Regions from separate parts of the Mus musculus genome. Here regions 2, 3, 4, 5, 6 and 7 are each linked to region 1. A link is a loop called in an ENCODE intact Hi-C map of the cell type or tissue named here. Cell type or tissue: heart. All regions are shown on one strand. Region 1 overlaps Dst (dystonin). Region 2 overlaps Dst (dystonin). Region 3 holds the start of n-TEttc1 (a tRNA gene). Region 4 overlaps Dst (dystonin). Region 5 overlaps Dst (dystonin). Region 6 overlaps Dst (dystonin). Region 7 overlaps Dst (dystonin).

The links. A loop is a pair of places that touch in the nucleus more often than their neighbours do. Peaks named below come from ENCODE experiments on the same cell type or tissue, not always from the same donor. Only the 100,000 strongest peaks of a DNase experiment are listed, where the experiment ranks them.
Region 2: it touches region 1 in a loop (2.9-fold over the local background); 9 of 42 quality-filtered maps call a loop at or near these places.
Region 3: it touches region 1 in a loop (3.0-fold over the local background); 7 of 42 quality-filtered maps call a loop at or near these places.
Region 4: it touches region 1 in a loop (4-fold over the local background); 10 of 42 quality-filtered maps call a loop at or near these places.
Region 5: a loop joins it to region 1, with 3 times the contacts of the local background. A loop is called at or near these places in 17 of 42 quality-filtered maps.
Region 6: a loop joins it to region 1, with 3 times the contacts of the local background. A loop is called at or near these places in 9 of 42 quality-filtered maps.
Region 7: it touches region 1 in a loop (6-fold over the local background); 26 of 42 quality-filtered maps call a loop at or near these places.

What each region holds. Positions count from the first base shown.
Region 1 is chr1:34,004,153-34,008,152 of GRCm38, forward strand. Dst (dystonin) reads left to right here. Exons shown (of 103, transcript NM_001276764.1): 4 at 2,039-2,246. Among named protein-coding and RNA genes, the nearest start is that of Dst, 98 kb to the left of the region's middle. In heart, a CTCF peak has its summit at 1,671; DNase peaks (open chromatin) are centred at 1,719, 2,309 and 3,429; H3K4me3 peaks cover 1,766 bases; H3K27ac peaks cover 1,326 bases.
Region 2 is chr1:34,100,277-34,104,276 of GRCm38, forward strand. The region is part of intron 5 of Dst (dystonin); the gene reads left to right. Among named protein-coding and RNA genes, the nearest start is that of Mir6896, 15 kb to the right of the region's middle. In heart, no CTCF peak of the experiment used is centred here; no DNase peak of the experiment used is centred here; H3K4me3 peaks cover 943 bases; H3K27ac peaks cover 1,100 bases.
Region 3 is chr1:34,433,404-34,437,403 of GRCm38, forward strand. Ccdc115 (coiled-coil domain containing 115) reads right to left here. Exons shown (of 5, transcript NM_027159.2): 5 at 3,267-4,000. n-TEttc1 (a tRNA gene) reads right to left here and starts at 1,480; the gene lies at 1,409-1,480. In heart, no CTCF peak of the experiment used is centred here; a DNase peak (open chromatin) is centred at 1,598; H3K4me3 peaks cover 2,239 bases; H3K27ac peaks cover 2,229 bases.
Region 4 is chr1:34,113,007-34,117,006 of GRCm38, forward strand. It overlaps Dst (dystonin), which reads left to right. Exons shown (of 103, transcript NM_001276764.1): 6 at 927-1,016; 7 at 3,112-3,189. Among named protein-coding and RNA genes, the nearest start is that of Mir6896, 2.4 kb to the right of the region's middle. In heart, no CTCF peak of the experiment used is centred here; no DNase peak of the experiment used is centred here; H3K27ac peaks cover 482 bases.
Region 5 is chr1:34,059,177-34,063,176 of GRCm38, forward strand. All of the region lies in intron 4 of Dst (dystonin), which reads left to right. Among named protein-coding and RNA genes, the nearest start is that of Mir6896, 56 kb to the right of the region's middle. In heart, a CTCF peak has its summit at 2,117; DNase peaks (open chromatin) are centred at 1,505 and 2,135.
Region 6 is chr1:34,119,045-34,123,044 of GRCm38, forward strand. All of the region lies in intron 8 of Dst (dystonin), which reads left to right. Gm51742 (a long non-coding RNA gene) reads right to left here. Exons shown (of 3, transcript XR_003948640.1): 3 at 3,595-4,000. Among named protein-coding and RNA genes, the nearest start is that of Mir6896, 3.7 kb to the left of the region's middle. In heart, no CTCF peak of the experiment used is centred here; DNase peaks (open chromatin) are centred at 1,207, 2,397 and 3,326; H3K4me3 peaks cover 524 bases; H3K27ac peaks cover 1,391 bases.
Region 7 is chr1:34,163,325-34,167,324 of GRCm38, forward strand. Dst (dystonin) reads left to right here. Exons shown (of 103, transcript NM_001276764.1): 17 at 1-147; 18 at 302-430; 19 at 573-650; 20 at 752-913; 21 at 1,003-1,107; 22 at 1,734-1,829; 23 at 2,856-2,981; 24 at 3,618-3,767; 25 at 3,952-4,000. Gm26788 (predicted gene, 26788) reads right to left here. Exons shown (of 3, transcript NR_165804.1): 3 at 2,521-3,771. Among named protein-coding and RNA genes, the nearest start is that of Gm26788, 13 kb to the right of the region's middle. In heart, a CTCF peak has its summit at 1,545 (motif pointing left); a DNase peak (open chromatin) is centred at 1,507.

The DNA of each region.
Region 1 (4,000 bases):
CCTGAGTATGTTTCTTACTGTTCTCTCTTATCTGGTTATCAATGACATGACCAGATTAGAGGCTGTGCCAGTCAACACCCTGGGGTCCAGGGTAGTAACTGTCCCATCTGGCTGTGGGGTGATTAATAGTGGTGCTGGCATGGCATAAATCACATTTTGTTCTTCAGTCAGCTGAGACTCTGGCCATTAGAAAATTTACTCTGCAAAAATCAATAGCCAGTGATTTTTGGAAAAGAGCAGTTATTCTCTCCCCCCACCTCCATAAACATTAACAAATTACTGTCTCTCTAAAATAGTATAGAAATACAATCTCAGAGATGAAGTAAGGACCTTAAATAAGGACAAATAGGAAGCCATTTTGAGGAACCCAAGGCAACCAAAGAAACCCAGTAGCCCTTAAACGTCTTTAAAATGCCACCCTTCCTTCCCTTCAGATTCCGCAAATGACGAACCTTAGAGAACTCAAGTTGAACTCAAGTTGAAGTTTCACAAAAGCTCGGGAAAATAAATTAAGTTCATAACAGCTAATGTCACACACACCTCAGGATGGACTGAAGCTAGAATATAGAAATCCAAGTTTATTCATTTACTTTTGTCAGATTTGCTTAAGGTGCTATTATTACTAGGAAAGCCAGCATGATTTAAATCTTAACATGCCTCATTTGGAGGGATATATGAATTTTTACCATAGTAGCTTTGACGGTAGAACAGCCACGGTTTAAATGGACAGTGGCAAAATCAGTGGTCCTGACTGGTGACAGTCTGTCTGACAAGCCGCATGTGAGTCCTGTGGGAGTTGCACACACAGCCTGTTGGTGCTGCAGGTACCAGTGTGAGTAGCTCACTGTTATTACTTCAAATTGGAGCTTGTCTCATTGAGCTGATTTCTGCCTGCAGCTTGCTGCTTGGGGAATCCATGGCTGTAGCTTCCATCTCAAGGAATTCGAATTCAAGTTATGTTAGTTTGGCTTCTTCACTGTGAGCCTGGGCAAGTGAAGACTTCCCTTTGATACTCTTCAGAATTCTTAATCCAGTCTACAGCATCTCTTCCTTGCTGAGCTGTGGGCTGTCTAAATACTCACAGACACAACCCAATAAGAGGGAAGGAATAAGACCATGTGCCTTTTATGAAAACATTATGACCCCGAGGATTCTAAGCGCCTGCAGGATCCAGGAAGAGTAACCTTCAGGCAGAGTGGTTTTGGTAAAAGTCTGTGTTTCTCATCTTCCTGATGGCTGCAGCTGAGGAGAACTTGGCTTCCTGTCCCCGCACTGTGTCCTCATTTACATTATTGGCAGCCCTTCGCTGCTGGAAGTTTAAATTATCTCAAGAACTCTAAACTGAGTTCAGATGTTTGTTTATTGGCGTTGCCTTCGGCCTTTGAAAGCAGGCTTTTGTGTTCTCCCGGTCTTAAGAAAAGGCTCTTCTCAGAATCAGCCCTCCTTCCCTCCCTCCTCACCCTTTTCTGGGAACCCGCTTCAGTCTCATGCAGAAAATTAAATACAGGGCTCAAAACTGGTTAAAAGGAGGCTCCAGTGGCCCTGGCGGCTTGAAACGGGAAGGAGGTGGGACCCAGCATCCTGTATTTGTGCTGTGTTTATGAAACTTAAAGTTAGTTGCATTAATGAATTAACCAGAAGGCTAGTAATGGAAAATGTTTCTCCTGTCCTGGTGGGGGAGCCAGATACTGTAGATTTGTCACAGGAAGGCTGTTGATTCTGGCTTCATTGTTGGCCCAGTCATTTGTTGAGCCGGTGGCTGGAGCGCAGGCCACACACTTCTTCCTTCTGGTCTCCATGTATTGGAACAGCTTGCTTATTGTTTCTACGGGAGCAGACTTGGCCAAGAAGATATGGTGAGCCCTGGGGTTCGTTTTGTTTTTTTATTTGTGTGCGTGTTCTCTGGGGACGGCGCAGCGCAATTTAGAGGTGGGGAGGGGGCAGAGTGATCGTAATCGATGGTCTTCAGTGAGTGATGCTCGTTTGCGAGCGAGCGAGCGGTCGGTAGCTAATGCTTCTCCTGTGTCATCCTCCTCAGAGCTCCGGGAACGCGTCCTACCGCTGTTCTATGTCCTCCTCTGCGGATTTTTCTGACGAGGATGATTTCAGCCAGAAATCTGGCTCAGCATCTCCGGCTCCTGGAGACACCTTACCCTGGAATTTGCCCAAGCATGAGAGATCCAAAAGAAAGATTCAAGGGGGCTCGGTGCTGGACCCAGCCGAGAGGGCTGTGCTTCGGATAGCAGGTGAGTGGGGGAGGGGATGGAGTGGAGACTAGGGTGGCAGAAATTCACCCATCTGTTCTCCTGGTGCTGTAGCTGCAGGCTGATGTACTGGGCAGAAATTTGTCTCAGGTGGGGGAGGAAATGACCATGTTTACTCCGTGGAGCGCTTTGCCTGCTTGCTCTGGTGACTAAGCTGTTTGACTCTGCTTTCTGGTTGGATGAATCGGTAGATTCTGAAAGCAAGCAAATATTTACTGGTATCTGTGTTAAACTTTGCTGCGGATGTACACTAACCATCAAGGCAACCTGAGAGTACTAATACCAGTGACTTCCTGGAATATTTTGCTGGAACAACCTTTTTTTTTTTTTGTTTTGTTTTTTTTCTTTTGCCCAAGGGCGCAGAGCTACGCAGGTCTAACTCAAGTCTCATGGTTTTGGTACTTAGGATGCAGCGCATAACCCAGCAATTTGGATGTCTGTTGTTTTTTTAAATGTAGCTTTTCTGTGAGCATCATGTGGCCATAGATGCTTTGTGCTTGTGAGGGGCCATCATGCACTCTTGATTAATTAATCCATGGAGATGCCAGTGTTTGTGTCCTGTGTGTGGGGTGTTTCCTTGCATTTGGCCATACAAACTGAACCAGAAGGGAGCTTGTTTCTCACCGTTGTAAACTGAGAACACCAGGGTGAGCAGCTTTCAGGCCTTGTGGTTCCAGCAGGGCTTGTGCCTGTAAGGGCCTCCTGGGTGGACAGTTCTGCATTTCTTTAGCAATTTTTTTTTCCTTCTTGGAAATGGTAATAGAGAAGGATGGGGCTCTGGGTAGTCACTTACAAAGGCCAAAGGCCAGATGTTCAGGCCTTCTTCCCTCTCCCTGCCCCCACTTGTGACTGCGCAGGAGTTGGGGGCTGTGTTCTCATAGTTGCTTCCCAGGTAATGCAAATATTGGGGTTTTGTCTTCCTGGGGGCCGCGACCATCCCAAATTACCGTCATCAAGGCAGCCTAGAGAGAGTCTCCTTGGGGCCCCTGAAGTGGAATTTTTATTTTATTTTATTTTATTTTATTCTAAGAAAAACAAGCAGAGCCTGGCCAGTCACTCTGTAGTCAGGGTTTCTCCGGCAACAGGCTTGAGCTTCTTTTTGGCTTCTGTTGTGAGATGCGGCCACTGCCTCCGGTCTCGCCCAGCCTTTGAGGAGGGGTGGAGCAGGAAGGGGAAGAGGAGGGAGAGAGGAGGGAGACTGGGAGCCAAGTGAGAGTGAGGTGGCTTGGGCCTTGGCTCCCTTTACCTTCTCCTCAGGGACACATTTAGTCACTTAGGCCTGCCTGTCTTGTTGAAAGCCCCCTGCAGCTCTGACACTCATGGGAGAGGAGAGACTCTACCAGAACTAACAGCAGAAGGAGAACCACAGGTGAAGGGAAGGTGTATGCCCACCTTCATGGCCTGCCCAGGGCATCAAAACATCTGCTTGCCTGTTCTGTGAAGTTTTGTTGTTGATTTGGTTTTTCTTGAGATAGGGGCTTACTGTATAGCCCTGGCTGACCTGGAGCTCCTTACATAGATCAGGCTGGCCTTAAACTCATAGAGATCAGGAGTAGCTGCTACCCCTCAGGGGGCACTGTAGGAAAGGAAGGCCTGGAGGGACCTGGGACAGTGCTGGTACAGAAGGGACAAGTCCTGAGGACGGAGGCCATGTGCTATTCATTATGAAATGTCCATTGAGTTTGAGGTAGGTGACTGAGACCTCAAAGTATTTACTGTTAAAACCACATGAATTC
Region 2 (4,000 bases), 96 kb after region 1:
AGCACATAGGCCCCCACACTTCCCAAATCATGTTTCCTGTGAAGCCAGATCGGTGAGGACCAGGTGAGGCAGGGAGCCTGCAGGAGAGAAGAAGGTTTCTGGAGCCAGAAGAATTTGGAAAGAAACACTTTCTAGTTGAAAGATTTATGTTACACATTAGCATTAGAAAGACTGGAAATTCTTTGGTAAGACAAACTGTTGAACCCAGTGTTTCTCAAGCCTATTTTGCTTTTGTCAAATAGTTGCTGCTAACATCCTTCTGGGAGATGCTTCGGGAGAGTTTGAAAGTGATACTTTTATACCAGCATAGTCGTGAACTGCAGAGTGTTAGTTACTCTGACAGGCTTTGTTGCCCTGCTTTGTCACAGCCTTTTTTATGGTTCATTACGTGTCTGCTTGAATTGTAATGGAGCTGTCTTTCATTGTTTATAATTTTCCTGTTCTATTCCCCCTCCTCTCGGGCCACATCCCTTATAGGTGGAAGACCTATATGGTTGCTCTTCAGTATTTGAGGAAGCTATTCCCTTGTCCCTTGTTAATTAAGAGGTTTGTCTTCTTTGTTTCATTTATATGTTATATTTTTTATCTTAAAAATCTATTGGTGTCTTTTTTTTAAAAAAAAAGATTTATTTATTTATTTATTTTATGTATGTGAGTACACTGTCGCTGGGAATTGAACTCAGGACCTCTGGAAGAGTAGTCAGTGCTCTTAACCGCTGAGCCATCTCTCCAGCCTCCTATTAGTGTCTTTTATGGACACATAGTAATTACATGTATTTTGGGGTACAGTGTGACACTTCAGGACATGTCCACAGCATACAGTGATCAGAGTATTTATCCATCACCTTAGCCATTTGTCATTTCTCTTTGTTGAAAATACACCCCGCTCTGCCCTGCTGTGTAGCAGCATTGACATCTATTTATTGATGTTTCCTGATACACCCAGTGTGGTTATTTTATTATCCACTTGCCTGTATTCTTTGATAGGATGCTTATTCGTGTATTGTCTAAGACTGGAGATAGATACCCTTTATGATGGAATTTTCTTTTCCATGTGTGCTTTTCATGTTGTGTATGAGCAGTTTTCTAGCTGATCATGGTGCTTGCTGCCTGTAATCCCAGATGACAGCAAGAGAATCATGGGTATGAAACCTGGGCTGTGTAGCAGCAAGACCTTATCATGAATAAGTTACTAGTCTTCCCTTGGTCAAAGTGTACTGCTGTAATTTGATGTAGTAATTGTGTAAGTTTAGCTATTGCATCTTCATTTTATGGAAGAGCTTCAAATGAATCTTCTGCATGCAGGTGCTCACTGAGTCATTGTCAGTGTCAGTGCTGAAAAGCATGGCCTCTGCTAAATGGCTTCTGTTTGTACCAGAAAATCCATTCCCATGTTATTTAGAATATATATTGCATCTTAAATGTATTTTAATTAATATATATGTCATGTTACATATACATTACATCTTAAACCTATTGTTAAGGTGTGCTTTGGAGCTATTCTTTACTGCTGAGTTCTGTCCCCAGATCCTTTCTAAGCACCCCTTTGCTCATCAATTGCATTTTCTATTATCCATATAAAGTGTTTCTGCAAGAGATGCCTGTATGTGCCCCATTTCTGCCCTGCAAGAGTTTGCAGCATTTGCCTGTTCTGAGAGGAGCAGGCTTGGACTCCCAGTCAGTTTAGTCATCCAAGCTAGTGGCTCCCAGTTTGTTCTAAGACTGACAGAACATCCACATTATCTAAGCTGCCCGTGCAACTCACCTCTAAGGGCTTAGGGGAAGTTAGTTTTTTGTTGTGGTATCTTGATAGTATAGCTTACCCCATACTATACACACTTGTTATAATAGATCAGAATTTTTTTTCTCAGTTTTAAAATTAGTAAACATGATAATTTGGTATCGTTCTTGAATTTTTAAAGAAGGTGTGTTGTGGGGGTGGGCATCCAGGTGGATTCCATCTCCTTGTTATTGTGAGTTGAGCAGCAGTGGTCATGGATGTGCAGGTATCTCAGTGTCAGGATGTGGAGTATCCTGGGCAAGTGTCAAGCTGGGTCATATAGCTGGAGTTTTGGCTATTTTGTGGGTTCTTTTTTCGTCCAACCTTATTCCACCCTTTCAACCTTCTAACATAAGTCAACAAGGCAGGAGAGAAAGAAGAATAGAGGGGAGGGAGGAGGTGGGGCGGGGGGGGGGGGAGAGCAAGAGAGCGAGAGCGAGCACTCGAGAAAGAATGTGTGTGTGTGTGTGTCATGAGGTGATAATATCAATAGATGCTGATTGGGGCATGCAGTTCCTTGGTGCAGATTTGATCTTCACCATCAGGATATCTAATTTCTTTGTTTTGTCTCTTCTATCACAACTACTGGACAAACTACAACCAAACAGCAGCTAGCTAACCATCCACCCCTATCAGGGCTCTAGCATTTACATAGCCTCTGAAAAGTTCCCAGAACTCCAAATGCCACTGGCAGAAACTATCTGCAGCTGGCAACACCACGCTCCTGCTAGAGCCTGAGGCAAATCACAGTCACCTACTGTGGAGCAGCCCCATATCCTCACACCTGGGAGTAAAACTAAGCCGCATTCCAGTCATATTTGTGTGTTTCCTAAAGAAACCAAAATCCTCACTACAGAGTCATATGGGTGTTCTATTTTTAATCCTTTGATAAGTCTCTATATTGAGTCCATAATGGCTCACCTTCCATTAGCAAGGTATCAGGCTTCCTCTTTCCCTACATCCTTGGCAGCCACGCTGAATATTTTAAGTACTGTGAGTGATGTAGGAGAAATTTGAAGTACTAAAATAGATATAAGGATTTACTAATAAACTTGCTTAGAAGATGTTAAGTTATATACAGTAGAATTTAGATAAAGGGGCACTGCCTCCATTTGACTGGAAGATATGTAGAATAGACTTGTTGGCAACTGTAAGAAAGGACCGCCATAGTTAAAGTTTAGAGTTGCGAGAAAGTTTCTGCTGTGTTTTCTCATGAAGAGAGACCTCCAATTAGGCTCCATTCCCATAAGAAAAAGACCCAGTGCTGACTTACAACCAGTCATTGGGGCCATTCCCTCAATGAATACACCTCTCTGGAGCAGCTCAAGGTCACAGCTCAAGGTCACAGCCATCACTGAGTTCTGCCTGGTCTGTCATTAAGTCCCCTGTGCTCTTACCAGGAAACATCATTAATTCTGCCAGGTGGGCAAAATGAACCTGGGTAACAAATATTCAAAAAGAACAACACTGGTGTGTTCTTAAGAAATAACCCTAGCGATATCTTTGCTGTGTTCATCTCCTGTTTACCCAAGTGGCCAGACTTGGACTCTCCTGTTTAAATTGTTAAGTGTATACTGGGCCTGAGACCTGAAGGAGACTGGAGGATAGGCAGTGTATCGGGAATGCACAGGCCTAAGGTGTTTTTAAGTTTTCGGACTCTTCTGTTCTGCTTGGGATCAAGATCCGTTTCAGTCCTATTAGCAGGTAAACACCCACATCCTGCAACTCATTTACAAAGCCCCTAGGATACTCAGCTGAGCAGTGTGCAGGCTGTTGCATCACCCGGTGGCACTCCACTGTGTTCCTTTCCTGGCTGTGATCACACAATTGATTTGTATCAGTTTTGTTTCTGGTGCTCACTCAGCAGCTGCCTGGAATCTCTGGACTGGATTCCTTTACTCCGGAATCCTATTGTGCCCCTCACCTCTGTGTTTTCTCCTCTGCATTATCCCACATTGGTGCCATCCAGTTTTCTTTGAAGCTCTGATAAGTAGTTGTAAAAGCAAGGGCATGTTGTTAAAGTGACCTTGCACTGGGCTGTGAACAGTTGAAAGTGTGCTTGTCCCAAGCTGCCTGTCTCACCAGAGTGGAGCTGAGTATACTTGCCTAAGCTCATTCCTAAGTTTCTGATAATTAATTTGGCCCTGGTTCATGAAGTTAATTCATTATTACTACAGAGTCATGTAGTAGGTGATGTGTTTATAAAAAGATAAAGAGAGA
Region 3 (4,000 bases), 430 kb after region 1:
CTATAGGCTCTGGAACTTTGGGTGTTTTCCTGTTAGAGTCTAGGGTGGCTCCTTCCGAAACAGTTTGTGGTTTCTCCAGTAATTGGAGTTTACCTTGAAGACAGGGCCTATTGTATAAAATGGAGGCCTGGATACAAGACGGGAGTCTGCCTTGTCAAGCTGGAGCCCTTCATAGAAAGTGAGGTTAAAGAAAGAGGGTTAGAGGATAAGAAAACTGCCGAGGAAAATCAAGACACAGAGAGATTAGTTCAAAACACAGCTGGGGTTGGGGTGGGGGTGGGGTGGGGAAGCAGAAGTTGCTTCCAAAAAAAAAAAAAGAAAGAAAGAAAGAAAGAAAGAAAGAAAGAAAGAAAGAAAGAAAGAAAGGGCAAGGCCAGCCAGGTGAGAGACACAGGTTGTGCTGCCGTTGAGACAAGCTCACACTTTGAACAAGCCTCAAATCTAGTTTTGGGAGCCCCAAGAAGAGGAGGGAGGAGGGTACAGTAACAACCCGGGGAGTTCCAGTGTCTCCTGCCATGGACTGTGGTAAGAGGCAGTACTCTAAAACTTTCAAGTGCAGAGGGACAGAGGCAACTCCATCTTCAGAGCAGACCACCTCAGCCCCGCGTTAAACCTCGGGTTAACAAAGGCAAATGCACAGAAGTCTTGGAACGTCACTCTGGTATAGTGTTCTTACGTTTGGTCCTCCGTGCACGCGTAGACTCAGAAGTAGAGCCCAGAGAAGTGATGCACACCTGTAATCAGGAAGCAAGACAGGAGAGTTAAGTTTAAAAGGCCGGCCTAGGTATATACAGGGACCTGTCTCAAAAAACAAAACAAAACCTGACAAAACAAAAACAAACAAAAAACGTTTGGAGACAGTTCCATACTGGAGAGAGGAATCAGGCACAGACAAAACTCAAAAACAAGCAAACACATCCACTAGCTTGCAGTGGCGGCTCACAGCCCGGTGCGGCGAGCACTTCCTGCTAGCGGGATGCCACCTCTGCTTCCTTCTCCCTGCTTTTTTTCTCAGTCTCCATTTCTGTTTGCTTGTTCCACTCAGGAACAAGAAATCTTTTACTCCGGGCCGAAAATATGGGAAGGGGCTAGCAGTAGAAACCTCCGTATGGACAACCCACAATGTTATCTCGATATTTTAAATATTACTTTTAACTTCAATATCTATAGTTTTGCATATATAATGTAAATAATAGTTGATATAATTAGCTGAAATAAGCTACTGCTTGACAAAAAAAAAAAAAACCTAGTTCATAGGGTTATGAAGAAAGCAAAAGTCTATTCGCAGATCGATGACCCCTATGGCCCCAGTTTCCTGAAACTACGCCACTGTTTTGATGCGAGGTGTTAGGAGCGGCAACAAGACACGAATAGCAACGAATTATTTACAAATCATAAAAAAATACTGTTCCCATACCGGGAGTCGAACCCGGGCCGCCTGGGTGAAAACCAGGAATCCTAACCGCTAGACCATATGGGAGCTGCCGGCAGGTGTCTCTCCTTTGCTCTTATGTTACCTACGTCATTAGGGCCGCTTGTGCAAACTCCACCCTCCAAAATCTTCAGCATCTTCGCTTCCCAGGAAATAGTGACGAATGCCCGCATCCGGACGCTGCCGGAGCCCGTGACCCGAAAGATAGAACTTTTTCCGTGCGTGGGAGTGTGCCTAAAGTCAGTAGCCAGCAGCCGAGGGCACAGTCTTCACCCTATCCCAGCAGCCACAGCGTCGCGCTTCCCAGAGCCCACCACACCCGAAGCCCAGCCACGCAATAAATGCCTTTGTGTCTGGTTCTAGATTTAATCTCGTGACTCTGGTGTGATTAGCGTTCCAGGAGAGGTGGTCCTCAGGAAGAATTTATGGCCAAAAATTTTGTGGTCTCGGTCCTCTCTTCCATGTAGAGATGTCACTTTACTGACAGAAGAATGCTAAGAAGCTCGGTGGATGCCTTTCATGCTTCCAAAACTGGGAAGGCAAAGACTAGTGGGTTCTTGCGAGGCCATAGCCCTTCTGGTTTACAACTGTGCCCATCTCAAATTAAAAACAAAACGAAGGAAGAGGGTCCTTTTCTTTCTAGTCATAACAGCCCCACATATACAGGCACCGGAGAGCTAAAGGGGAGAAGAATGTGCTGTCCCAGGTTTGTAATTCTTCTTGCTGTTTATCGTTAAAAATTTGTAGCTTTATGAGATAATTTTCGGAGATACACAGCCAGAAATGGACGGTGGTAGAAAAGCTGGGTGCCGGACTCACTTAACATCCAACTGAAACCCCAGAAGTTCATTATGATTCCTTTACTACTGTATTAATACAATCCCAAATCCAAAAATCACATAAATTCCACTTTCTTTTAAAAACTGATTTAAGAGCTGGTGAGATGGCTCAGTGGGTAAGAGCACCCAACTGCTCTTCCGAAGGTCTGGAGTTCAAATCCCAGCAACCACATGGTGGCTCACAGCCCTCTTCTGGAGTGTCTTCAGACAGCTACAGTATACTTAAAAAAAACCCAAACCTAAGAGGGTCTGGAGTGATGGCTCAGTCATCAAGAGCACCCCCAGGGGGGTAGTGTGTAGAGGATGAAAGGGGGAGCCACACACCTTTAATTCCAGCACTAGTGAGACCTCTGTGAGTTTGAGGCCAGCTTGGTCAAGAGCAAGTTCCAGGACAGCCAAAGCTACATAGAGAAACCCTGTCTCAAAAACAAAAACAAAAAAAACCAAACCACCAAAAACCAAATAAGCAAACAACAACAAAAGAGCAAACCCTGTGTCTTAGGGTTTCTATTCCTGGACAAAACATCATGACCAAGAAGCAAGGTGGAAAGGATTTATTTAGCTTACACCTCCAAACCGCTCATCACTAAAGGAAGTCAGGACGGTCAGGAAGCAGGAGCTGATGCAGAGGCCATGGAGGGATGTTCCTTACTGGCTTGCTCAGCCTGCTCTCTTATAGAACCCAAGATTACCAGCCCAGAGATGGTCCCGCCCACAAGGGTCCCTCCCTCCTTTCTCACTAATTGAGAAAATGCCTTACAGCTGGATCTCATGGAGGCATTTCCTCAACTGAAGCTCCTTTCTCTAACTCTAGCCTGTGTTAAGTTGATACACAAAACCAGCCAGTACACCCTGACTATTCTTTGGAGGACCCAGGGTTTCCTAGCACCCACAGGAGACATAGGGCCTCTTCTCGCCGAAGGGCAGAAGACACCACATGGTACAGACATACACTGGGAAAGCCCCCATACACTGAAAATAAAATGAGAGCTCTGTGACACTTACTGTAGCTTTTACTTTATTCAATTTTTCTGTACAAATTTCTGTTTTTACAATTCATAAGTAGAAAAACCAATATAAGCAAAATTAACAAATTAGGAAGAAATATTTACACCCCACAAACAATTACATTCCCCTTCCCAACACAACTGGATAGCTCAGGAAAAAAACGTGAAGCAAGACACAGTTTCCAGGTGAGAGAATGCACCTTCAGCAAAGCAGCTGGGTCTCACTTCTATAAGCTAAGTGCAATCAGGAAGGTCACCCTGATTCCCCGGAAGAATGAGTTATTTTTCCTTTTATAACAGAAGTAATATTTCCTGCTAGCTATTCTGGTATTTGTGTATTTGTGTGTGTGTGTGTGTGCTGTCTTGTCTATAAACTTCCCAGGGCTTAAGTGATCCTCCTGCCTCAGCCTCTAGAGTTGCTGGAGCTACAGGCACGCGCTGCCACGCCCAGCCTGAGGTACTTTTATTGACTGGAATTGTCCTGATCTACCTTATGTTTCTAGACTCCCTTTCTTCTCTGTCACCATTTCTGCAGGGCTTCACTATCCCAGATGGCTGCCGCAGGTTATTCACACGTCACTGTCATGCCCTGAGACCATGGCCTAGAACTAGGTGCTCTCTACACTGCTCAGCTTTGCTTCATCAAACTTCATAACTCAACTTCATGCCTCGAAAAGCTAGAAACCGCGCAGACTAAGGACATTTCTAGGTGGGGCATCAGC
Region 4 (4,000 bases), 110 kb after region 1:
TCTGACAGGTGACCCCTGTGAAAGGGTTGTGTGATCCCCCCAAAGGGATCACAGCCAATCGCTGTCATACGTCTTTTCTTTGGTTCCTTTCCTGTGAGCATCTCAAAGTAATAGAGTCCTGACTTGCAGAAAGGTGAAAAATCTGGGAATGTCTTTGCCCCTGTGGACCAGCCATCTTCTTGGCCTGCTATGGTGTTTGTCTGTGGAGCACAGATCTCATAGTGGGGAACTTATTACTGAACTGTCCCCGGGAAGCAGACTAGTCAGGGTCTTCAGAGAGCCTCTAGTTCTAACTCCATAGGCTCTGGTCAGGTGAGGGAACACAGGAAGCTGCTATAGGCTGAAGGCCAACTTCACGTTAGTGTGACTTAGATTCTCCAGGGCAGAATTTAAGTTGTGAAGAAGATTTGGATAGACGTTCTCCTAACCTAGGCTTTGCTTTTAAAAATTATTTGAAAGAGTTATAGGAAGTTGTAGAAATGGTACATAGAATTCCGGGTCCTGTACCCCAGCCTTCATTGATGGGTCTTTACAAAGTGCCTCTTGATCTGTTGTTATGTGTTAGAGACTATGAAGACCAGCTGGAGGTAAAAATACAACTCATTTTTAAGGTGGCCTTGGTTGTGTCAGGGATAAGGAATAAAATCAGGATATTACTTATATTTAAAATCTGTAGGCCTGTCATTGTAGTTCAGGATAATATTCAGTTTGAGATGTTACAAAGCAGTAATTCTTGTTGTCTCTATATATTGTCACCCTGAAAACCATATTTTTAGGTTTTAAATTTTCAACTATTTTCAAGTAATGAGAGAATAAAACAGAAAAATAGGTGCCTAGGTGAACACCCGTGAAGCATGTGTCTGTTGTTAACCCTGCCTGGTTCGTTCTGAGCTACAGGACTAAAGATGGCCACTTTGTCGCCGTAGGTTCGGAAGCACGTGAACGATCTCTACGAGGATCTGAGGGACGGGCACAATTTGATCTCCCTCCTGGAGGTTCTGTCTGGAGACACCTTGGTAAGTGTGCGCTTTCCTGATTTCTTTTGCGGAGCTTATAATTCCATACACACGTGAGCAGGGCGCCTGCAGCCCAGACGTTAGGCATTTGCATCGTTCTCTCAGACCACGAGTTCAGCCAGAAGAAGAGAGTCAGTGCTGTTCTGTTGCTTCCGCATCCATCTTCCTGTGACGTGAACGGAGACCTGAAGATACCTGCTTTCTCCATAGGCTCTATAATTAACATACCACTTTTCTTTCTGCTTCTTCTTTTTATTTTTTTAAACCTTTGAGTTGTTTTGTATTGACTTAAAATCAGTCAGCGGCGCTGTATAACCACACATGGAAAGACTTGTGTATAGCAAGGGAGTAAGTGTCCTTTCCGAGAGCTGGGCTAAGCCAGGCATCACCTCCCTTTGTGTGACCATTGCTCCCTTGTTCGGTGACCTCTTCTCCCCCACTGCATTCCGCTCATGCTCTTGTTTTCATTCCCGGTCTGTCTGTCTGTCTCCTTGCTGTCCTGTCTTCTGTCTGTTATATTCATTAGCCGAGGGAGCGAGACTTTTTGAAGACCTTACGGTTGGTGAGTGCAACAGCAGCATGCGAGTGTGCGCAGCATGAGGAGGATGAGGACAAGGGGGTAGGTGTCACCCCCGTAACTCACTAACCTAGCAGGGCCGTGTGTGCAGGCGTGTGCAGTGCTAACCCGGCAGGCCGGTAACTCACGGGCTTTAGCGAAAAGACAGGGACCCAGGCCCAGACAGGTGTGTGACGCGCACGTTCACAGACTGGGCAGAGGAAATGTTTTCTCTTTAGATTTACCTTCAGAGCTGAAATGGCCAACATGTTCATACATTACTGTGCCCTGCTATTGTAGAGTTTTTTATGCTCTGTATAAACATAGGGCCCTGATAACTAGTATACTAATTTTTATGCACATTTATTCCCTTCTGGAATTGACGTTTTGAACTTGACAACTTACTGCTCTTTTTGAGGCACAGGGGTGCTCACAGTTTCCTTTAAATCAAACTTATTGGCATAGAGGGCTGTTCTTTATCTGTGGGGCGCAGAAGGGGACAAGACTTTGTCTTGTGTCCCATAGAATCCACAGGGCGGTCTAACTGACATTTAGCTGACACAGGTGAGGCGCCTTTGCAGAGACAGGTGAGCGTCTCTGGCCTCCAGCATCCCACCACCCTGATTTCCATGGGAGTCGGGCTTCTATAGATCCAGCTGGTGACTACCCAGCATCTCTCTCCCCTGATACTAGACTTTCTTTCCCTTTGTGGTGTGCTGTCTTTTTATCTCAACGCCTTGGATGTCAGCTCGTGGATGAGAGGGAGGGAGTCAGTCTCTTCCACCTATTTTGCTCTTAGACTGTTTCATGGGGGAAATTCCAGCCCCTTTTCTTTTCTTTTTCCTCTGCTAATGTGGAAAATGGCAGTAGGGGAAATGGCTATGATTTGACACTTTTCCTGAGACTAGGAAAACAGTCACATCCAGTGTAACACAAAAGTACACAGTCCTTTCTGCCCGTGTTACATCCAGCTTCGTGTAAAGACTGGATGCAGTGAAATACAGAGGAAACGTAGCGAGTAGTGTGAGTGGCCTTTCCCTCTCCTCTGTCACTGCTAAACAAACCTCTGTCTTTCTCCTTAGTGTGGTTTTTTTTTTTAATGTACTAATTGCATGTTTTACCATTCTCATAAATCCATAAATATAATTAGAAAACTTGTCTTGCTAATAGTGTACACTATAAGAAGTAAAATAGAGAATTATGATTATCTTTATGGATTCATAGCTAAGCACCAGTTGGCCAGGATTGCTCTGCTAGCGAGCACTAGGAAGTCTCTGTGCTCTATGGCTTCCCTTTTGTTTAAATGAGGCCTCTAGAGTAAAGCATGGGTTTAAGATATATTTAGAAAAGGCCCCTCATTCTTCAAATTCAGTCCCAGATAAAAGAGAAGAGTTAAAAGCCTCTATTTTTTTTTAAATTGTTGTGTCTACTTAACAAATAGTTTAAAAATATTAAGATGAGCAGAAAATATCTTTAAATTCGCATGGTCAGTGGTGTTACAAGCTGTAGTTTTTCACACCTTCCATTTTCTGTCCTTAGCCCCGGGAGAAGGGTCGGATGCGTTTTCACAGGCTACAGAACGTACAGATTGCACTCGACTATTTGAAAAGACGCCAGGTATGAGATTTTTCAGACTCTAGCGTTAAGTGATTATTATTAAATAAGTCTGCCGAGGAGTGAGTTGTGGAATGTAAAGGGTTAACTGGGTCTGAACTGTGTCAATTATCGTGTGCCTTTACTGAGGCAAATATTTAACAGTGTTTTCGGATGCCTGTTGCTGGGAAAAAAATGTCTCATTAGGTGTGAGTTCAGAAAAATAGCGACTAAGAGGGGCTAAGTCTCACTGGGGGGTTGGGATGCATCTGCCTAAGCAGGTAGACATTTGAATAGCAGCAGTGTTTCAAGAATGTGGGCGAGCACCACCGCTCCCGGGTAGGGGTGGGCAACAGTTAACACTTTGCACTGCGTTTCTTAAAATATTTCCATAGTTCACACCTTCCTTCTAGAAGTCATGCTAGCCGGGTTCTTACTCCTGGTAGACCAGTCTGCTCTTTGTCATACGTAGATAACCGGCTCAGTGCGCTTTGCGCAGCTTCTGTGCTGTGTAAATCACAGAGGACAGGGTTCATCGCTTGTGGTTCTAGAGGCTGAGAACTGGAGATCAAGAGAGTAACACTCTGGATCTGGCAAAGGCAGCCTGTGTTGTCACATGACAGGGGACAATGGTGGCAAAGTGTCTCTCTTCCTCCGTCATGCTCCCTGAAATAAGGAACAAAGGTGTCCAACATGATAACGTAAGTTTTGGTGTTCACTTGAGGTTCTCAGTTCTTTTGTAGACATAAGTGTCAGAGAGCGTCGCACTTACTGAATGTCGGAGCTCAGCATTTGTTGATAAGCTGTGGTTCTGAGGATTGCACGAGTCTTTGGT
Region 5 (4,000 bases), 55 kb after region 1:
GTTCTGGTGTCTTTCTGTTGAAGGTAGTGTCCAGGCTTAGCTTTCTCCTGCAGTGACTTTTATCTTCTCCAGTGTAGGTTTGAAGAAAGCAGTGGCGGTTTCTTGTTATGAGCTCTTAGAGCCCACGTATGTCGGAACTCTAGCCTACTCTAAAGCACGGAATCGGTGGGAGCTGGGTGTGGTGGCACGAGTCTGCAGTCAGGCTCCGCAGGAGGTGGAGGCTCAGGAGCTTTAGAGTCCAGCGATTCTGGATAATACCGGGAATCGAGGAGGAAACGCCCGAAGAGAAAAGGAAGGAGGCAGGAGACTCAGGGTTGAAAATCCCATCAAAGACAGCATTTCCTATAGGGCCTGTCTCAGGGTTTCTATCACTGTGACCCAAAAGAAACTGCAGAGGAAGGAGTTTATTTGGCTTGCACTCCCACATTGTAGTCTACCCCTGAAGGAAGTCAGGACAGGAACTCAAACAGCACAGGAACCTGTAGGCAGGAACTCATGCAGAGACCATGGAGGGGTGCTGCTTACTGCCTTGTTCACCAATGAATGGCTTGCTCATCCTGCTTGCTTACAGGACCCAAGGCCCAGGGATGTCAGCACCCATAATGGGCTGGCCTCTCCCACATCAATCACTAATTAAACAGAGTTCTACAGGCTAGCCCAATCTTAGAGAGGCATTTTCTTATGGGAAGTTCCTTCCTCTCCAGTGAAGGTCAGCTGAGTCTGGACGCTACCTCATAGCTTATGTCAAGTTGATATAAGTCTAGCCAGAACAGGCAGGGCCTTTTTTATAAGCATGACAGATGGTCCTGTGAACAGTTAAATGTTTAAAGTTAGAAGCCTTTCTCTTTTTTTTTTTTTCCATTTTTTATTAGGTATTTAACTCATTTACATTTCCAATGCTATACCAAAAGTCCCCCATATCCACCCACCCCCACTCCCCTGCCCACCCACTCCCCCTTTTTGGCCCTGGTATTCCCCTGTACTGGGGCATATAAAGTTTAGAAGCCTTTCTCTTATAGTAAGAAGTGGGCCTTCTGAAGACCTCTGCTGATGTAGCTACTTAGGTATAGATGGTCATGGACCAGTGTTCTGATTATGAAGTTAGTGGTTTTTTTTTTCTTTTTTTCTTTTCAGTCCTTCTCCCTATTGTCTTTCCTCTTCTTTTCGTCTTCCTTTCCCCAGAAACCTCTGCATGTCCTCTCTCTGCTTGGTAGCATGGTCATTGCTGGGAATGCAAAGATAAAAACATAAAACAGGGCCATTGCTGTTAATTGTTCTGAGCGTGGTCTATTTGCTGGACTCCTCAGCTGAGAACTGACCCTGCAGCCTGGGAGGGCAGGCTGCTGTTGCCATGGGAACATAGGACGTTGTTTTGCTTAGTCTGGAGAATGATCTGCAATAGCTTCGGTTTTGAATGAGAGTTTATTATGTAAGTAAAAGAATAAACGGGGGTAGCTGACTGCAGAACACTGCCAAAGCATGCACTCAAAACACTCAGCAAGAGATTCCCCTGGGAAGCCTCCCTGGGGCAGTGAGCGCTGGGCGTGCCCTCCAGTGAGTGTCCCAGTAAGAGCAGCAGAGAGATAACATCAGACTGGGCACTTAGCATCATCCATCAGTAAACTCACTAGGGAAGTTGTGGTCAGCCAGACTGCCTACTGAAGAGATTCCCGCAAATGAACTCCCCACCCCCTTCTTGTTCTGACTGCAGGTGTTATTATATTATGGGATAAACAATAGTAACCTCTGCTGGGAATGGTTACATTTTGGCTGTTTTTAAGGGTCTAAGTTTTTAACACCCTTAGCTGTGTTTCTTTCTAGTTACAGAGTTAGGGACCCTCTAAGAGCTTTCTATTGACAGGGATTTTGGAGGTCGGGAGGGACTCCTTACTCCCAGGTTCACTTTTAAGAGGCTTACACAAGCACGTGACATTTTGCCAATATAATGCACATACGAGGAGTCCAACGGTGTGTGATGGGGACCAGACTAACCAGAATACTGAGAGTAATTAAAGGAAATGGAACCAAAGGGCACCTGCCAGACACACTAACAAATGGTATTTGTGCTGAAGGGTTGTCCAGGGGACCTCTTGGAGGAGGTGCTCCGGCAGGGCTTGTGGTAACTGACTTGCAGTTCTCCCTTCAGCCACTTGGGAGCATAGAAACACTGGGTAGTGAAACTGACTGAGACCTGAGCAGGTGGAGGACATCTCCCAACAGTCAGACAGCTTCTGCCTTAAAGGTGTGTGTGTGTGTGTGTGTGTGTGTGTGTGTGTGTGTGTGTGTGTGTGTGTGTGTGTGTGTGTGTGTGTGCTGTCTGTCTACAGAAGGTTTTGCCTATAAAAGAAGGGTGCTCAGGAACATGTAGGTCCCCCCCCCCCTTCTGGGAAACTTAATTCTTCTTATTCTGTAGTAATAACTGGACTATAATTACTGCTGTGCTGAGTTGTATATTAATCTGTTTGTAGTGTTGTTTTATTAGCGGACACTCTTCCAAGCTAGCTAACAAAAGCCACTCTGAGCCTTAGGTAACCACATACTATACCTTAAACACATTTATTCAGCCGTAGGAAATGTAGGTGATGAGGTGAGTTCCTTGTGAGGCCAGACCACCATTCCTTGATGGAAATGGCCATTTATTTACAAAAGCTTTGAGCTTTTTCCCTCTCCCCATTCAGTCAGATATGCATGCCTCCCTCCCCTTCCTGTTCTCTCTCCCACCCTGCCTTGATTCATTCATGAAAGAAAAAAATATACCTAGGAAATGTTGGGCTGGATCAAGGCAGACAGAAGGGCTTTGAAATGCCAGTTATTGTATTTCCCACACAATCTGGAGCTTGCACTTATTTATGTGTCTGTGGACATTTGGTAATATGTAATGGACTTTGGAATGTGCAACCTCACTATGAACAGCAAGTCCCCAAGATAAACACTAGAAACCTCCTTCTTCCAGGTCTGTCTCTGTGTTGTTCATGGTTCCATTCACAGTAGCTGTTAAAATATGTGCTCGTTGTTTTATTGAATGAATTCAGTAGAACTCCTAGGACAGAGAAGTCTCACATTAAAAAACCCCTAATCTTAGAAAGTATATAATGAGAACAAGGTCAGGGGAAAACCTTGTGTAATCACATAGCAACTAGGAAAGAAACAAACAAAAAACCTATCTATCTATCTATCTATCTATCTATCTATCTAAATAGATAAATAGATAAATAGATAGATAGAGGAGTAGAAGGAGAGGTGGAGGAAGGAGTTTTAGTTTTAAGGAAATATATAGTCATCAGAGTGGCAGAAACGCTTACAGCGTCCTGGCCTTCAGCCTCCACGGACTGTGTTCACGGGGTAGGGACCAGCACCTGCTGGGATCTGGGATCTGGGATCTGGGATCTGGGATCTGGGATCTGGGAGAGCTGCCCGTGAAATTCACCTTTGCTTTGTTGTTCTCTGAGCTTGGGGAAGGCAAGCAAGTAACTTACGAGGTTTTGGCCAAAAGCAAAGGCCAGACTTACCAGTCAGTTTCTGTGCATGATCATTCAAAAGCAATGGTGACCTGAGTGGTCAGCTCATGAAGACAGATTAACCCTTGGTCTGAGTTGTCAAAGGGAGCTCCAGGCACCTGGCATTTCAGAGGTCGTGTAGCAGGTTTTAATATTCACCAGAACTGAGAAACCCCCACTATGCCTTCTCACTCGGCTTCTCACGTTGCTGGGATGGCACTCATGAGCCGCATCACCTGGCTTCTTTTTTGTTGACAGTAAACTTTGTTAGCTTGCATCGAGAAATACATTAAAGAGCGAGAATACATTCGTCACCTCTCTGTATCTTTGTCTGTAGCTTGTGTTTACTGGACTGTCTGTTGTCTGCGTGTTCTGTGTGCCTGTGCCTGTCTGTATGCTGTCTGATGTCTGTCTCTGTCTGTGTCCAACAAAAGGCTGTGCTCTGTTTGTATTGAACAGCTCAGAAACTGTGGCGTGGGAAGGGAGCAAGGAATTCTTTACAG
Region 6 (4,000 bases), 110 kb after region 1:
GGGATATAGGCCAGGTGGGGATAAAAATTTTATCTAAGAGGTGCTATTTTGAAGAAAAAAGGAAGAAAGAAAGAAAGAAACAAACAAACAAACAAACTTGGCCACAGAGTATAGAAAATGGAGAAGAGAGCTCAGGTTAAACTTGAAGAAATCACAGCGTGAGACCTGGGGTGGTGGTTTGCGGAAGATGTTCTACCGTCCGGATGTGTTAGAAGGGTTCGTGAGCCGTCCTGTGTTCCATTCTGCTGCAGAGCAACCCTGAGATGTCAGGGAAGTAACAGCATAGAAGTGGCTGCTTCTCTGTCAGAGAGAAAGGTCCTTAAGAGGACGGGGGATGCAGGAGCAGGTCTTGCTATGGAAAGAGAGTAGAAATGTGTAAGGCAACAGAAAAGTGAATGGATGAAACCTCGGAAGAAAAATGGGAGCATAACGGGATGGTCAGCAGTCTGAAATGCTGCCAGAGACCGGAGAGAACGGTCCCCAGCTACTTACTGCAGGAAGAAGGAAATAACGGATGGGGATGTCGGTAAATGGGAATTAGAAGTAGAGCATATAGACTCTACATTTGAGGAACGTTAACGCAAAGGGTCATTTAAGAATGACGTGTTAAGTCAGCAACTGCTTGTGTTTCCACATCAGGGATTAGGGACAGGAGGACTGACAGCTTGAATATGGTTGTTTGGGTAAAATGTAAATGAAATAAAGCCTTTTTTGATGCTGTGCTGATTGTGGATTAAAACTCTTGGCTGTGCCCAGGGAAAGAGTGGTGACCGCCCTCACTCAGAGTGTTACAGCCTTTAGTTCCTGTATTCATTGTATGAATATGACAAAGTTTGTCACTTCTTACAGAAGTGGTAGGTTTTTAAAATACTGCTTTTGAGCATCACAAATTGGATCTGTTTTTCAGTCTGGCATTCAGAAGGTAGGAATTATATTCCTGTTGGTCTCACGTCATAAACCACTGTATTCGAGATCATGATGAGGTACAGTGTGCTGTCTGTTAAAGGATTCTTTAAAGTTAGCGTAACCAAGGGTGGTATATCCATCGGCAGTGGAGATACAGTTGGAAGTGTCTGAAGCAAAGTTTAGCATCTGTGCCAGGCCTGGCAGGGCATTGGAGAAGAAGGCTGTAAAAGTACCAGTTACCAGGCAGATGCAAAGGCTGAGCCATTTCTGGAAGGGAACAGGGCGTGTGACCTAACCATGGACAGTTGCTTAGTTTGGCAGGGCCGGAGGGAAGGGTGGAGGGTGTGCCAATCTCAGCCTGCTTCCCCACCCTGGCAGTACACACAGAAGCCATTCCACATTCAAACCGTGTTCCGTTGTCATTGCACATATTGAAAACTTAAGAACAAACAAACCCAAGACATTTTTCCCCCCTAGCCTTCATCTAGAACATCACTGGCTAATGTTTAATTTTCTTTCTAAATGATTAAGAAAACCCTTACAATACAGATATGTTACAGATGTCTGTAACATCAGTGTGTCAACCTGACCCTTGACTGGATAGCCCCTCCTCAGAGAAAGACTACCTCAGGAAAGGCAGGTACCGACTTTCCAGCTGACTTTGGCTTGTGTGACAATATCTTCCCTGTCACGCTGACTTCCTTTGCACCGTGTCTGTGACTCAGGGTTAGGAATACAAACAGCTCAGAGTATTGAGTCCATACTGATTCCTTAATTTCCCACCCTGACCCTGCTAAAGCTGTCTAATATTTAACCCAAGTGCAATCGCAGAGCATAAAGTTTAACTGCCCTAATGCATGTGTCAGAGTGAGCACACTTCCTTTAGCTAAGTGCTCCACCTTTAAATCCCTTCACGTAGTTCTTTGGTCATGTGACAATCCTGTCCTAGTGAGCAGATAATCAGAGATTTATGATTTGAGCACTGTCTCAAAGCCGTATTAAAAGACTAGCTTTAGACATAATTGAAGGTATTTTCGGCTTTCAATATTTATCTTCCCTTCATCCAATTGTTGAGTCCTATCTCTATGCTACTTTTTTCTGAGTTAGTCTTAACACTAGAGACTCACAAGCTTTTCATCTATTTGTGTGGGGGCCCTAAAATTAGGTGGCGTTTCCAGGGGTGGCTCCCTGAGCTTGACTGTGAAAGGCACTTTGAGACTGAACTTGAAGGACACTTTGCTAGCGAGTCTCCGGACTGTGTTTACTTTCTGTTTGCTTAGCTTCAGAGGTTAATGCAGCTGTCGATAGGGTGTGTGTGCATTTCAGAAGGCACAGTGTTAACTGGAGGGCCGTGGTCTCCGTAGTGAGCCTCGGGGTTTGCCGTGGAAGTTCACTGGTGTCTGATTTGACTGTGAGCAGTCATGTTTGTCTGAGAGGACTGGTGGCCAGGAATGAGCCACAGTGCCTAATAAGACACAGGACCGGCTGGCAGGAAGCCACAGCATTTCTTGCAAGTGGTTTTCTCATAAGCAACATGGCTTCGGGCTGAAGAGGATAGTCACACAGCCTGCTAGGAATTACAAGTCAGAGTGGCGTCTCGGGACTTGGTGGAGCGGGTCCCTGGAAGCCCCGGATTTTGAAATGAGTGAGTTCGTGGAGCCGTGAGTGCCCGTGAATCAAATGGGGAATGTCTGTGGCTGTGTGCGGGCTGAGAAAGAAGAGCCATATTTCGATCCTGCCAAAAGTCCCTTGAGTCCTGAAAAATACTCTCCCGGAAGAAAGTATTTCAGAAGAAAGCCTTGCCAAAAAGTTGTAGATGACACCGAGCCGGTGCGGCAAAGCAGTGAAAGAGAAGGCAAGAAGGGCGTCAGTCAGCCTGCTGGGGGACAGCCAGCTGTGTCCTCCGGAGAACTGCCGTGGGAGGACCCTGCCGCAAGCCCCACTAAGGAAGATGCTGTGCAGCTGGGGAAGAGGGCAGCCACAGAGCACGGTGACCAGAAACCTCTGCCCAGCTCTGTGGACGGCTACCCCCACCGAGTGACAGTTTCCTCTGCTCAGGGGAGATACTCAGAAGTCCAAGTTAGCATCCCAGACAAGATAATTTCAGAAGAAGATAGCCCTCCATATTGCCCAGAGACGGAGAGACACTTAGATGATGTCAACTCAAAACACAGAACATTCCTGAGAAAAGACAATGTTTCTCTTTCCCAAACGGCAGCCAGCTCAAGTCCCATTCTCTGTGTCACAGAGAAGTCCCTCAAAAACAGTGCACTTATGGGAAACCTCTCAAGAAGCTGTCACAGTGTCCTGGAACAGGACAGTGATGAGAGAGGTCACCCTTTCGGAGTACACCGTCTTCAGCTCACAAAAAGGAGGTGCCATTCCCTCTCTTCTGGTGTGTCCTCTGTCTCCAAGGATGCACCTAGGGATGATGGATGCCAGGTAAGCGACACTGGAGTAAGTGACTGCCCCTCCTCCCCCTCACACCAGACTCCAGTGTAGCGGCTTCTCAAAAATGCCATCTGCATGTTAGCCTGTGTCAAAGTTAAAGGGTTTTCAGAGGTCAACACGGTGACTTTATCTTGCGTGTTACCCATATTTCTTACCCTCAGTTTAAATAGCACCTACATTTTACCATTGTGTAACTTGGGAAAGCTCTGGCTCAGCAGGACACTTAAGCTTGATGTCTTTCACTCATGGCTCTTGATTTTTTTCTTTTGTAATAGTCTATAGAAACTTAGCTCTGTGATAGGTAAAAGTTAAATAAGAAAACACTTGAATACCTCAGTGTAGATAGCAGAGAGGATTTTGATGTTCCCAACATATACAAAAAAAAAAAAAAAAAAAAAGAAAGAAAGAAAGAAAGAAAGAAAGAAGACAAACATTTGATACTATAGATTGCCTAAAATGCCCATTTGATTATTGCCAGTTATACACATCATACACTGTAGTCCCCAAATAGGTTCAATCACCCTGCCAATAAAAATAAGAAGTATTGTTTAAAAAGGACTATGTAGTGACCCTGTAGCACACAGTACAGTCCTCCACATTCTGACTTCTGTTCTATAGTCCAAGAGGCCAAATTCCAGCTCTC
Region 7 (4,000 bases), 160 kb after region 1:
GTAGAGCCAAATTCATTACAGACTCTGAAGCTAATGCAGATCCGAAAGCCCCTTCTCAAGTCGTCTTTGCTGGATCAGAACTTGACAGAAGAGGAAGTCAATATGAAATTTGTTCAAGATCTCTTGAACTGGGTTGATGAGATGCAGGTAATGTTTATCTCAGTTGTCCAGTCTTATTCTTGAAACAACAACTACTACTTTCTTCTTCTTTCTTCTCCTCCTCCTCCTTTTCTTCCTTTTCCTCTTCCTTCTCCTCTTCCTCCTCCTCCTTCTTCTGTAAATCATTATTTTACTCTTTTAGGTGCAGCTGGACCGCACTGAATGGGGCTCAGATTTGCCAAGTGTTGAAAGCCATTTAGAAAACCATAAAAATGTTCACCGAGCCATTGAAGAATTTGAATCCAGCCTTAAGGAAGCTAAAATTAGTGAGGTATATGAATTTTTGTGCTTTTAAATATTTTATTGTATTTTGATACTATTTTCTTTTTACTTAAAGACCCTGTAACTCAGTAATTAGTATTAGTCAGAACTTAGCGTCCCTAACTCCCCATGCCTTTGCTTCCATATTTTAGATTCAGATGACAGCGCCTCTGAAACTCTCTTACACAGATAAGTTGCACAGATTAGAGAGTCAGTACGCTAAACTCTTGGTAAGTATTTTCTTTTTCTTTTTAATTTGTTTGCTTTAAGTGTTCTGTTTTATGCCTGTTGCGAAAGGATCTGACTCTTACAATGGGTTTTCCTTAAAAAGAATACATCCAGAAATCAGGAGCGACATCTCGATACACTCCACAACTTTGTAACCCGCGCAACTAACGAGCTTATCTGGTTGAATGAAAAGGAGGAGTCGGAAGTTGCTTATGATTGGAGTGAGAGAAACAGCAGTGTCGCCCGGAAGAAAAGCTACCACGCGGTGAGTCGGCTGCGCTTGGCTCAGGTGCCAGCGCTGGACCTGAAGAGCTTGCCGTATTTCTGATACGCTTCCTGATGCTTCCTCGCTAGGAGCTGATGCGGGAGCTGGAGCAGAAGGAGGAGAGCATTAAAGCTGTTCAGGAGATCGCAGAGCAGCTGCTTCTGGAAAACCACCCAGCCCGCTTGACCATCGAGGTAAGAAAGGTCGAGGCGTGGGCTGATGCATCAGCAACCATAAACCTTGCCCGCTAGTTCAAAACAAAACAAAACACTTCTGAGTGCTTACTACAGTGTGGCTCGAAAATAACTGTCCCAACAAGTCATGCTGATCTTCTCTTCACCATCTCTTAGGATAAAGGTAGCAGGTTATTTTTAGGACCCATGGAGCTCCTTGTGGGTAAATTCATCTGATGGTGTTCTGTGTACTTACCATGTGTAACAAGCAGAAATGTAGCTTAGTTTGAGGGAGCAAATAATATTATGTGTTGCTAGATCCCCAGAGGCAGCTAAGTGTACATCTGTAGGAACACGTGCCTGACCACAGGACAGGAGCAGTGTGACATTCGCTAGATCAGGCTTTAGACATCCTTAATGCACACAGAGCGCCCCCTCCTGGGAGGCCAGGAATTGCACCTTCTACATAAACAGGTTTCACAATTCATGAATTAGATGTGCTTTCTACAGTATTTTTTCTTTATGAAAGATAAATACGCTGCATTAAATAAGAAGCCCTCAAATAGATGAGTGTTTTAAATATTATTATATATTAAATGTAATAATTCCAATGATCTGCCCAGCTTTCACTGTGTCTCCTCCCTCAGGCGTACAGAGCGGCCATGCAGACACAGTGGAGCTGGATCCTACAGCTGTGCCAGTGCGTGGAGCAGCACATTCAGGAGAACTCTGCCTATTTCGAGGTACGTCGGTAGAGTCACAGCGTGAACACACAGCATTGCTGTTTGGGCCGAGGTGCAGAACTACCACAAAGAAACAATGTGCAGAGCACACGGGGAGTAAGCCAGTACGTTCTTTTCAGGACCTAAGTGCTGCTGTCTCATCCTAGAGGGGAAACTCTGGCCTTTAAGGAAGAAATCCTATGGCTGGATGATGGCTTTAGTTGGCAAAGTGTTTGCACTGAGTTCATTTCCCAGAAACTATACTTATGAAAAAATAAAGTGAGTGGAAGATCCTGAGACTTGCTGGCCAGCCAGCCTAGACAAATAATGAGACATTTATTAATAATTAGTTATACTTGTTATTTGATAATACTTATTAATATAATTAATCAATATAATATGTTTATATATTTGTAATATACATATATAATATAGTATAATGTATTATATATGATAAATAGAAATATAATATGGATAGAAGTATAATAATAAAAATTATTATTATTTTATAATAATGGATAATAATAATTATTATATAGGCTCAGTGAGAGAGCCTATCTCAAAGAAACAGGGTGGAGAGAAATGAAGAAGCCTCCAGTTGTTGACCTCTGATTTGCACACACACAAATACTGCACAAAAAAGATCACTCTAAAAATTTGTTCAATATTAAGGAAAAATATATACTATAGAGTCAACCACATAAAGACTTCATTTTTTCCTTTAGAAATTTTAATATATTGTATGAAATTCCACCCCTACTTAAAAGATTGATTGAACCCTAAAGGAAAACAGACTTTTGATCAAAATAATATAAAGCCCAAACATAATGCATAATATACATGTACATTTTGCATAATTAATATTCATCTGTAGCCACCCAAGTTAAAGATTAGTTTGAGCTTCAGAAAGGATGTTGCTGTTGTTGCTTTGTGCTTTGGTTCTGTCCTGGCTTGTCAGCGGCGCACAGAGGGCCTGGCACCAGATTTGACAGCTCTGCGCTTTACTGGCATTGAGTGTACCACAGCTGCCAAGTTTTCTCTCTTTAGTTTTTCAATGATGCCAAAGAAGCCACTGATTACCTAAGGAATCTGAAAGATGCCATCCAGCGCAAGTACAGCTGTGACAGGTCCAGCAGCATTCACAAACTGGAAGACCTTGTCCAGGAGTCCATGGTAAGGATGCAGAAACTCTGGGCTTTGTCATACAAACAACAGGGTAGATTAGTGTTTTGTTCTATGTTTCTATGTTCTATGTTACATACAGATTTGTACTTCAGACACACAGCTGACTCATTCAACTGAGACTTTGGCTTGGGTAGTTTTTGATGATGTTTAAACTGCTTTAGCAGTGATGTGTGTGGTCAGTTTTCATTTCTGGAGATATAACAATGGACAAAGCAAGCAGGAATCACCCTGTCTTGTGGTGCCTAGATATTAAAGGGTAGCAACACAGTCATACATTAAATAAACAAAATGCTTGTAGACTGTTACATTGTAGTAACAGCAACAAGGAAACAAAATAACCGTAGACTGGTACATAGTAGTAACACAAGGGAAACAACACCATAGACTGGTACATAGTAGTAACAGCAACAAGGAAACAAAATAACCATAGACTGGTACATAGTAGTAACGGAAACAAAATAACCAGAAAAAAGGAAGGAAGAGGGCTTCAAGAGGGATGGGAGATGTGGAAGGTGTCCCCAGTAGTCAGGGCATTCTTCAGTGATGATGGTTTGTGTGAGGCCCTGTGGGATGGGAAGTTTGAATCATTAATTTTCAAGTCCCGCCGTGTTTGCTACCTAGGAGGAAAAGGAGGAGCTCCTGCAGTACCGGAGTGTGGTGGCAGGGCTGATGGGGCGAGCGAAGACAGTGGTGCAGCTGAAGCCGAGGAATCCTGACAACCCACTCAAGACGTCCATCCCCATCAAAGCCATCTGCGACTACAGACAGATTGAGGTACCTGTAATTCTCAAAGCAGACTGGATATTAAATGACGTCATAACGCTTTCTAGCCAGAAGGCATTTCTCTGTCTCATAAGATATATATATATTATTATATATATAATAATTCTAAAGATCGAGTGTGGAGGAAGATGAATTGATGGTGACCTCAGCTTTCCTTTCTTCCATTTAAAACCAGATAACCATTTACAAAGACGATGAGTGTGTCTTGGCAAACAACTCTCATC